2 separate regions of the Homo sapiens genome follow, and region 2 is linked to region 1. Evidence: chromatin contacts called from ENCODE POLR2A ChIA-PET data. All regions are on one chromosome and are shown on one strand. Each heading gives the region's core, a stretch centred on a gene start or an enhancer-like site at or near the end of the contact. The rest is flanking DNA. Distances are from core to core; before and after follow the strand shown.

Region 1 (4,444 bases), core at 324-2,823:
TCTGGTTTGTGTTAAAAACCTAGTTCTTAAGAAGCTTAATATTTCTAATATTGCAACATTTCTAAACAATACTGGTTGTGTCCATGTAAACTTATGCTTGAAGGTTAAAAAATAGTAATCTATATTTAAAAGGGAATAAGTTACTGAAGACATGTAAAAAAAATTAGTCTAGAAAATTTGATACTGGATCCATGGATTCAAAAATCAAAGCATAGCTGACGATGTTCTTTTGTTACCTGAGTGGTGGTTACAGGGATGTGTTCACTTTGTGAGAAATCAACAGTATAAACTTATGATTTGTGCTGTTTTCTTAAATGTAGGTTATGTTTCAATTAAAATTTTAGTAACAAAAAAGCAAAACACAAGAAGAAAATCAATTTTTCTAAAAATCCTCAACTAGACTTCTTAGTTCAAAAAACTAAATCACAAGTATTAAATCACACTGCATTAGTTTGCTGGGGCTGCCATAACAAATTTCCACAGACTGGGTGGCTTAAGCAACAGGAAGGTATTTTCTCATAGTACTGGGGGCTGAAGTCCAAGATCGAGGTGCCTACAACTTTGGCTTCTTCTAAGGCTCAGCTCCTGGGCTTGCAGATGGCCACTCAATTGTGGCCTCCTCACATGGTCATTCCTCTGTGCATGTGCAACCCCAGTCTCTCCTGAGTGTCCAAATTTCCTTTTCTTATAAGGACACCAGTCAATTGCCACTGCCTCTTTTTAAATTCATCGCCTCTTTACAGGTCTTATCTCCAAATACAGTCACATTCTGAGGTACCTGGGTTTAGGACTTCAACCTATGAATTTGGAGCAGGGGCGGGCACAGTGGCTCACGCCTGTAATCCCAGAACTTTGGGAGGCCGAGGCGATCGGATCACTTGAGGTCAGGAGTTCGAAACCAACCTGGCCAACATGGAGAAATCCCAGCCTGGGCAACGGGGTGAAACCAAGGAAGGAGGGAAGGAGGGAAAGAGGGAAGGAGGGAGGAAGGAGGGAAGGAGGTAAGGAGGGAAAGAGGGAAAGAAGGAAGGAGGGAAGGAGGGAGGGAGGGAAGGAAGGAGGAGGGAGGGAGGGAGGGAGGGAGGGAAGGAGGGAGAGAAGCAAGGAGGGAAGGAAAGAGGGAGGGAAGGAAAGAGGGAGGGAAGGAAGGAAGGAAGGAAGGAAGGAAGGAAGGAAGGAAGGAAGGAAGCCAGCCAGGTGTGGTGGCACACACTTGCAGCTCCAGCTACTCAGGAGGCTGAGGTGGGGAAATCACTAGAGCCCCAGAGGTAGGGGGTGCCATGAACCGAGATCGGGGCACTGCACTACAGCCTGGGTGACAGAGTGAAAACCTGTCTCAAAAAAATAAATAAATAAAGTTCAGGTAGTTTATTTGTCAGAAAACACTGAGGGTTGGAAAAATGAGGAAGAAGAAATGAGCCTATAAAATGATTAGTGTAGAAAACCAGTACCAGCTGGATACTACTAAGGACAACTGTTGCTTAATATGTGCCTTAGTCACCCTACCTGAGGATTAAAGGAGCTGGGTGTTTATCAACTAACAACTCCTGGCAGATATTGGCTGAACGCCACTCCCAAAGTGAGTGTTAAAATCCTGGCATTTCTGGCCTGCCCTCCAGGCAGGCAGAGTAGTTGGCAGCAAGAGAAGCTCTCAGGCAGACAAAGGTGCCGAGATGTAAAAGTTGGCTAGTGTGCACAGTAACGGCAAGGCCTTGAGAGGCTATGGGCGAACACTGACAGCACCTGGGGCATCTATGCCACAGCCCCTAATCTATAGGAGTCTGTCCCAAACTTGTGAATGTAAAGACACATCAGCCTTCACCTAGAAGCAGCAGAAAAGGGGTTGAGAAGTGCTCTAAACCAGACTTTTTTCTTTGCTAAACGGTACAGATCTTTCTCTCAAGAAAAGTCTGACACATAACACATTATACAGTAAGGAAAAAAATGTGTCAAATCATCATAGTCATTAAGTTCTGCATAGCTATATAAAAGAAACTGAAGCTGTAAACAACACTGGGTGGTGTACTTTTTTTTCCCTCTATCAACAGAAAATGCCACAACTTTCAACCATAAAATATTCTCAAGAAAGGTTCTTTTAGACTGGGGGGAAACAAGTGAGGCTGGGCGTGGTGGCTCATGCCTGTAATTCCAGCACTTGGGAGGTTTGGGAGGCCTGAGGTGGGAGGATCACTTGAGGTCAGGAGTTTGAAACCAGCCTGGCCAACATGGTGAAAGCCTATTGCTACTTAAAACACAAAAATCAGCTGGGGGGCCGGGCACGGTGGCTCACGCCTGTAATCCCAGCACTTTTGGGAGGCCCAGGCGGGCAGATCACGACGTCAAGAGATCAAGACCATCCTGGCCAACATGGTAGAACCCCATCTCTACTAAAAATACAAAAAAATTAGCTGGGTGTGGTGGTGCGCACCTGTAGTCCCAGCTACTTGGGAGGCTAAGGCAGGAGAATCACTTGAACCTGGGAGGCGGAGGTTGCAGTGAGCTGAGATAGCACCACTGCACTCCAGCCTGGTGACACAGCAAGGCTCTATCTCAAAAAAAAAAAAAAAAAAAATAGCTGGGTGAAATTAGCTGGGTGTGGTGGCAGGAGTCTGAAGTAACATTTATTTGGGAGGCTGAGGCAGGGAGGCGGGGGTTGCAGTGAGCCGAGACTGCAACACTGCACTCCAGCCTGGGCAACAGAGCGAGACTCCATCTTTAAAAAAAAAAAAAAAAAAATAGTAAAATAGTATGTATAGTATGTGTCTGTAGGGCTTTTTACCCTTTATTATTTTGAAATAGCTAATGATACAGTCTGTATAAGCAAGAATTTGTGGGCTGATACACATACACGAAGTTCTTTAAAAAAAAAAAAAAAAGACTTCAACTGCATTTCTTTTTAAACAGAGCAGTCTTTCAAAGTGTGCTGGCCACTACCAGAGTTTCGCTTCTGGGCAGGCCACAGCTGTCTAACGGCTGGTAGGAACATATAAGAATAAGGTTTTCTTTCAGAACTTAAACATGTTTAATTAGTCAGTTTTGTATTAAAGATATATAAATGGACCTAACTTTCAAGAGATTTTAAACTCAAGACAAAATTGGTTTCTCAATTATTTATCAATATTCCAGGGAAGAAATTCATACTCTAAATTGAGGCTTGTATACAAGTTGTATATAATGTCCCTACTGGGATATACCAATATAGTCCCTATTCATATTCACTCTATTACATTAAATAACATTTTTTATTCCATTCATCATACGAATTCTCATACCACCTACTTCTATTTTACTTTGACTTTTATTTTAAAGCCCCCTATTCCCTAAAGTCTGGTCATAGTGGATTGACAAGATTTTCTTTCTAAACTCATCTGCTTGTTAACTTTAACTTGATGCAATCTGAAAACAATCCATATGAAGCTCAGTGAACACAGCTTTCGTACTTTCCCTAACACTGGCTCCAGTTTGACATCAGTACCTCAGTACTATTCCAGAAATAATTTTCTATTCTGTCATTTCCTTATCAGCCAAATCCCTCAAACAGTTCTGCAGAAAGACTGCATCATGTCTTCATAGTAACATGAATGACTTGACGAAGTGCATCTTCACCAGGGGATGCTATAACCTATATAACTGCAATCCATGGTGACTTCTGATAGAGTTGGACCATAAACCAGAAAACAGAATGTATTTAAAAGGGAAAAAATATCAGAAAACACTGAAATTTAAGCATCACATAGTTCCCAGTGACTAGATCTACCATGATATTTTGGAATTGTTAATTTTTTTAGGTATCATAATGACCTTATGGTTATGTATTTTTCTAAAAAGGAATTTGTATGAAGAATGTACTGAAGTAGCTGGGTGTGGTGGCTCACGCCTGTAATCCCAGCACTTTGAGAGGCTGATGCTGGCAGATCACCTGAGGTCAGGAGTTGGAGACAAGCCTGGCCAACATGGTGAAACCCCGTCTCTACTAAAAATACAAAAATTAGCCAGGCGTAGGGGCGGGCGCCTGTAATCCCAGCTACTCGGGAGGCTGAGACAGGAGAATCACTTGAACCTGGGAGACAGAGGTTGCAGTAGGCCGAGATCACACCACTGCACTCCAGCCTGGGTAAGAAGATTGAAACTCCGTCTCAAAAAAAAAAAAAAAAAAAAAAAAGAATGTACTGAAGAATTTAAGGATGGAATGATATGCTCTCTGAGGTTTTCTTTAAAATAATCCTGTGAGGTACACAAAGGCAGTGACTGGGGTATAGCTGAAACAAGAATGACTATTTGCCATCTTCACAGGAAGATGAATGATAGGTATATGGAAGTTCACTGTACTATTTCTCTACTTTTGCATATGTTTTGAAATTTTCCAGAATGAAAAGGTTAAAAGCGGGCGGCGGGGGGGGGCGAGGGCAGTGGAAAGAAAGGTTTATTTTCTTTCCTGATGAAA
Region 2 (4,918 bases), core at 818-3,317, 230 kb before region 1:
TTCATTAGTGAAATTTCTAATCCTTTTAAAATTACTTGATTCATGAAACATACTTTTATTTTTTTGAGATGGCGTCTTGGTCTGTTGCCCAGGCTGGAGTACAGTGGCGTGGTCTTGGTTCACTGCAACCTGCACCTTCTGTGTTCAAGTGATTCTCCTGCCTCAGCCTCCAAGTAGCTGGGATTACAGGCAGCTGCCACCATGTCCAGCTAATTTTTGTATTTTTAGTAGAGACGGGGTTTCACCATGTTGGCCAGGCTGGTCTCAAACTCCTGACCTCAAGTGATCTCCCCACCTTGGTATCCCAAAGTGCTGGGATTACAGATGTGAGCTACCATGCCCGGCCTGAAGCATATGTTTTTACATCTTAAGGTGAACAAGTAATGTGTAAATAAGTTAGACCTATAGTTGAGTTTCTCACGGGAAGAACTCTAAATATGTAGAGTCAAATAATGTGTCATTGTTTACAGATGAAACTCTACCGATAAATGTGATATGTGGAATTCTGTCTGGAGTCATATCTTCAACCATTGCTAATCCAACTGATGTTTTGAAAGTAAGCTGTGCTATCTATATCTTATAGGCACATTCCACATTTTCTTATTGAGAACAACATTCGGGTAATGGAATCTGTGAATGTAACATCTGTGTATATGTGAATCTGTTTATAATTTAAGTGCCATGAAGACTAACTTTTAAAGGTCCATGAGGTGGGTTTTCCACTTATACAGATGAGCTCAAAAGCAGAGCTCATTTTGGAGACAAAGATTTCGGTGATTGAGGAGAAAAAATTATTTAGGCTTGGACTGCATTTCATTTTCGTTTTTCACGGAAAATGTTCCTTGTTTTATTGGTTCATTAAATATAGATGGACTGCAAGTTTTGCACAGATCTAGGCTGCTCATTAATGACTATTTTTGAATCCATCTTTTTTTTTTTTTTTTTTGAGATGGAGTCTCACTCTGTCGCCCAGGCTGGAGTGCAGTGGCACGATGTCAACTCACTGCAACCTCCACCCTGCTGGGTTCAAGCGATTCTCCTGCCTTAGCCTCCTGAGTAGCTGGGATTACAGGCACCTGCCACCGTGCCTAGCTAATTTTTGTATTTTTAGTAGAGATGGGGTTTCACCATCTTGGCCAGGCTGGTCTTGAACTCCTGACCTCATGATCCACCCGCCTTGGCCTCCCAAAGTGCTGGGATTACAGGTGTGAGCCACCGTGCCTGGCCTGCATCTTCTTTGTTAAATTTTATTTCAGGAAATACAGATGAAAAAATTTAATTACTACAATTAGATTACATAACACATTAGGAGACCTTATTGAAAATACTAGGGATAGAGCATCTTTAAATCCTTTTTTGGAAGCAACTAATTAAATAAAATAAAAATTAGGAATGACTTACTTTTTGAACCCCACAGAGTATTCCTTTCCTACTTCCCCTCTTTTCTTTTTCTGCCCCACTATTTAACTAGTATTCTATGCTTCTATCTTGTACCAGTTGGTATACGCCATGGTTAGAATCCAAATATGAGTAAGACAAGGACCCTGCCCTCAGAGAGCCTTCAATCTAATAGGGGATTCTGACAAGCATTACAGCCATCTGCAGTATTCTGGGTACACTACAGTTATATATGCATTGTAGCAAAGGGACCTCGTGGGTAAGGAAGAAATACAAGGTACCTTTGCCATAAGTTTACCAGTGTTGGGGTAAGAGAGCTAGAGAAAAATATTCGTACTCTCATTAATTTCTTAATTATATCTTAGGCCTTATGGGAAGGCAGTTCCTGTATCTTGGTTTATTTTCCCACGTTCGTGTGGCAATAACAGTTCTTTTAGAAGTTAGTGGTAACGTATTTGCTCCCTAAACAAAAATAAGGTACACATTTTGTAGTAAAAAATCTTTCTTCATTCTTAAAAATGCAAAGAGCTACATCAAACATTCTTTTTATGTTGGAATCTTGGTCATGTGGATTCCACTAATTAAAGTGTAACAGAGTGTAACAGGTATCATGTGGCTGTCACTTGGCTAGCTCGCCTGCATACCTTTTGGTTCAGCTGGCTGGAGACTGTAGTGGCTTGGAGCAGCTAATTTAAGAACTATGCTTGCCTGTGCTTCGTGCTGCCAGGTACACTGGATAACTCATTAATTAGATTAAACCTTTGAAATTAACTTTTCTCTCACCTATATAGTAGTAGGGAAGTATGCTGTTTTCTATCCTAGAAAGACTTTTTTCACAAAAATCAGTTTCTCCTTTTGACATTTAATGAACTGCTGTACGTAGGACTCTGGACTCTCTTAGATGCTTTTTGGAGATCTCAGAGTTCCTAAGAATAAATTTTTATACGTTTTAGTCATTTTAAGGTAGCATCATAGCAGTATTTATATGACAGTTTTTTCCTTGCTAATGGTTATTAAGCAACTGACTGACGGACTGACTGTCAGAGGTATACATTGGTTGTGGGTGGGATTGTGGTAGTTTCTTTCTGATGTTGGTCTTTAAAATAATCTCTAGATTCGGATGCAAGCGCAAAGCAACACCATTCAAGGAGGAATGATAGGCAACTTCATGAACATTTACCAGCAAGAGGGGACAAGAGGACTGTGGAAGGTAAGCCAGAAGGATGGATCGAACTGATTTATTTAGTTCTTTTTTCCTTTTTTGAATTTACTTGTTCTATCACTTAATTTTAATCCAAGTGTCGTAATGGAGTAAGGGAAGAGGAGTGGCATCTTCTGCCCATGAAAATATCTTTCTTTATTTCCCTATCTATAAAATGGGAATATAAGGAATATGTCATGATTTTTTTTTTTTTTTTTTTTTTTGAGATGGAGTCTTGCCCTGTTGCTCAGGCTGGAGTGCAATGGCACGATCTTGGCTCACTGCAACCTCCACCTCCTGAGTTCAAGTGATTCTCCTGCCTCAGCCTCCTGAGTAACTGGGATTACAGGCGTGCGCCACCACACCCCGCTAATTTTTGTATTTTTAGTAGAGATGGGGTTTCACCATGTTGGTCAGGCTGGTCTCGAACTCCTGACCTCAGGTGATCTGCCTGCCTCGGCCTCCCAAAGTGCCGGGATTACAGTTGTGAGGCATTGCGCCTGGCCTATGTCATGATTTTTAAAGTTGCTTTTGAATAATTTATGTATAAGATATTGTGTGAAGGATAAGCACTTTTTTTGTTGTTGTTTGGTCTTTTGCTCTTTTTTTTTTTTTAAATTCTTATGGAGAAGGATTTTAGGTTACAGTTCCATTGGGTGTTTTGATCCATACAATTTCATGGCTTGTAACTGAAGTCTGTGTTATTAGGCAAGCATGTGGTGTAGAGTGTTATTTCCTAGTATTCTAATGACTTGTCAGTTCATAGAATAGCCCCTAAAGATCATCCAGTGTGATCTCTCAGTTCATAGAAGGAAACTGGAGGCTCTGAGAGGTGACTTGTCCTGGCCAAAGTCTGGCCCAAGGTCATATAGTTAATGCCAGCATCAGAATTAGACTTCAGAGTTTTTGAGTTCTTGCTCTGTGATCTTTTCCGCTCTGTCACTCTACATTTCTGCCTCCCCAGAGGAAAAGATAAACCTTGATCATAGTTTATGGATTAGAACCTTTGCACATTTGCAAGGCTTGTTCTACAGAGGCATATCAGAATCATTTTTATTGTTAATATTTTTACCCAGGGTGTGTCCCTTACTGCGCAGAGGGCTGCTATTGTTGTTGGTGTGGAGCTGCCGGTCTATGACATCACCAAGAAGCATCTTATTCTCTCAGGCCTGATGGGAGACACTGTGTATACCCACTTCCTGTATGTTCATGGCTTTTTTTAAAAAATTATAGAAATTCTAAAGAAAGTTTATTATAAAAGTATTATATTCTTATATTTGAAAAGTTGCAATGCAGAAGTGAAGCAGGACCAGGTAGAAGTCCTTATTCCTCTACATAGGCAGCTGTTGTTAACAGTTTGATATGTATCTTCCAGGCGTTTTCTACGTGTATGCAAATATGTCTACAAAAGTGTATTATATGAACTTTATTACACAAATAAGATCATGTTTTACATTCTTTTATTTGCTTTTTAGAATGTAACAACAGGCTGGGCACAGTAGTTCACGCCTGTAATCTTAGGACTTTGGAAGGCCGAGGCAGGAGGATCACTTGAGCCTAGGAATTCAAGACCAGCTTGGGCAACAAAATGAGGCCCCATTTCTACAAAAAATTAAAAAATTAGCTGGGCATGGTGGTGCATGGCTATGGTCCCAGCAACATGGGAGACTGAGGCAGGAGGATTGCCTGAGCTCAGGAAGGTGAGGCTGCAGTGAGCCTTGACTGGGCGACGGAACCCTAGCCTGGGCAACAGAGAAAGACCCTGTCTCTAAAATAAAATGCGATTTAACAACATATTCCAAATATCTTTGAGTGCTTACAGACTTCGTGTCAGTACTTACGGACTTTATTTATTTATTTATGTGAGACGGGGTCTCACTGTTACCCAGGCTGGAGTGCAGTGGTGTGATCTCGGCTCACTGCAACCTCTACCTCCTGGGCTCAAGTGATCCTCCTGCCTCAGCCTTCCAAGTAGCTGGGACTGCCGGCGCATGCCACCACACCCGGTTAATTTTTGTATTTTTTGTAGAGCTGAGGTTTTGCCATGTCACCCAGGCTGGTCTTGAACTCCTAGACTTAAGTGATCCACCCGCCTCAGCCTCCCAAAGTGCTGGGATTACAGGTGTCAGCCATTGCCGGCCTGGCCTTCATTTATTTTTAATAGCTGCAGATTATCACATTGTATGGATATATCATACATATATATTATCATTCATATGTGTGTGTGTGTGTGTGTGTGTGTGTGTGTGTATATATATATATATATATAATCATACATAATCCATTGGTGGGCAATGTGTGGAGACTGTTCTGATTGTC

The links. ChIA-PET counts read pairs that join two places held with the same protein, here RNA polymerase II (POLR2A).
Region 2: POLR2A ChIA-PET joins it to region 1 with 10 read pairs in activated naive CD4-positive, alpha-beta T cell. The contact joins two enhancer-like sites. POLR2A ChIA-PET finds 5 or more read pairs at or near these places in 6 of 52 experiments (AG04450, PC-9, T-cell and 3 more).

The regions. Positions count from the first base shown.
Region 1 is chr13:45,165,525-45,169,968 of GRCh38, reverse strand. The region is part of intron 4 of GTF2F2 (general transcription factor IIF subunit 2); the gene reads right to left. Among named protein-coding and RNA genes, the nearest start is that of KCTD4, 33 kb to the left of the region's middle. Within about 2 kb of position 1,573, at least 8 of the 41 ENCODE cell types and tissues checked have a DNase peak (open chromatin) inside an H3K27ac peak, as active enhancers do.
Region 2 is chr13:45,399,965-45,404,882 of GRCh38, reverse strand. SLC25A30 (solute carrier family 25 member 30) reads left to right here. Exons shown (of 10, transcript NM_001010875.4): 5 at 471-556; 6 at 2,513-2,608; 7 at 3,676-3,800. Among named protein-coding and RNA genes, the nearest start is that of SLC25A30-AS1, 16 kb to the left of the region's middle. Within about 2 kb of position 2,067, at least 5 of the 41 ENCODE cell types and tissues checked have a DNase peak (open chromatin) inside an H3K27ac peak, as active enhancers do.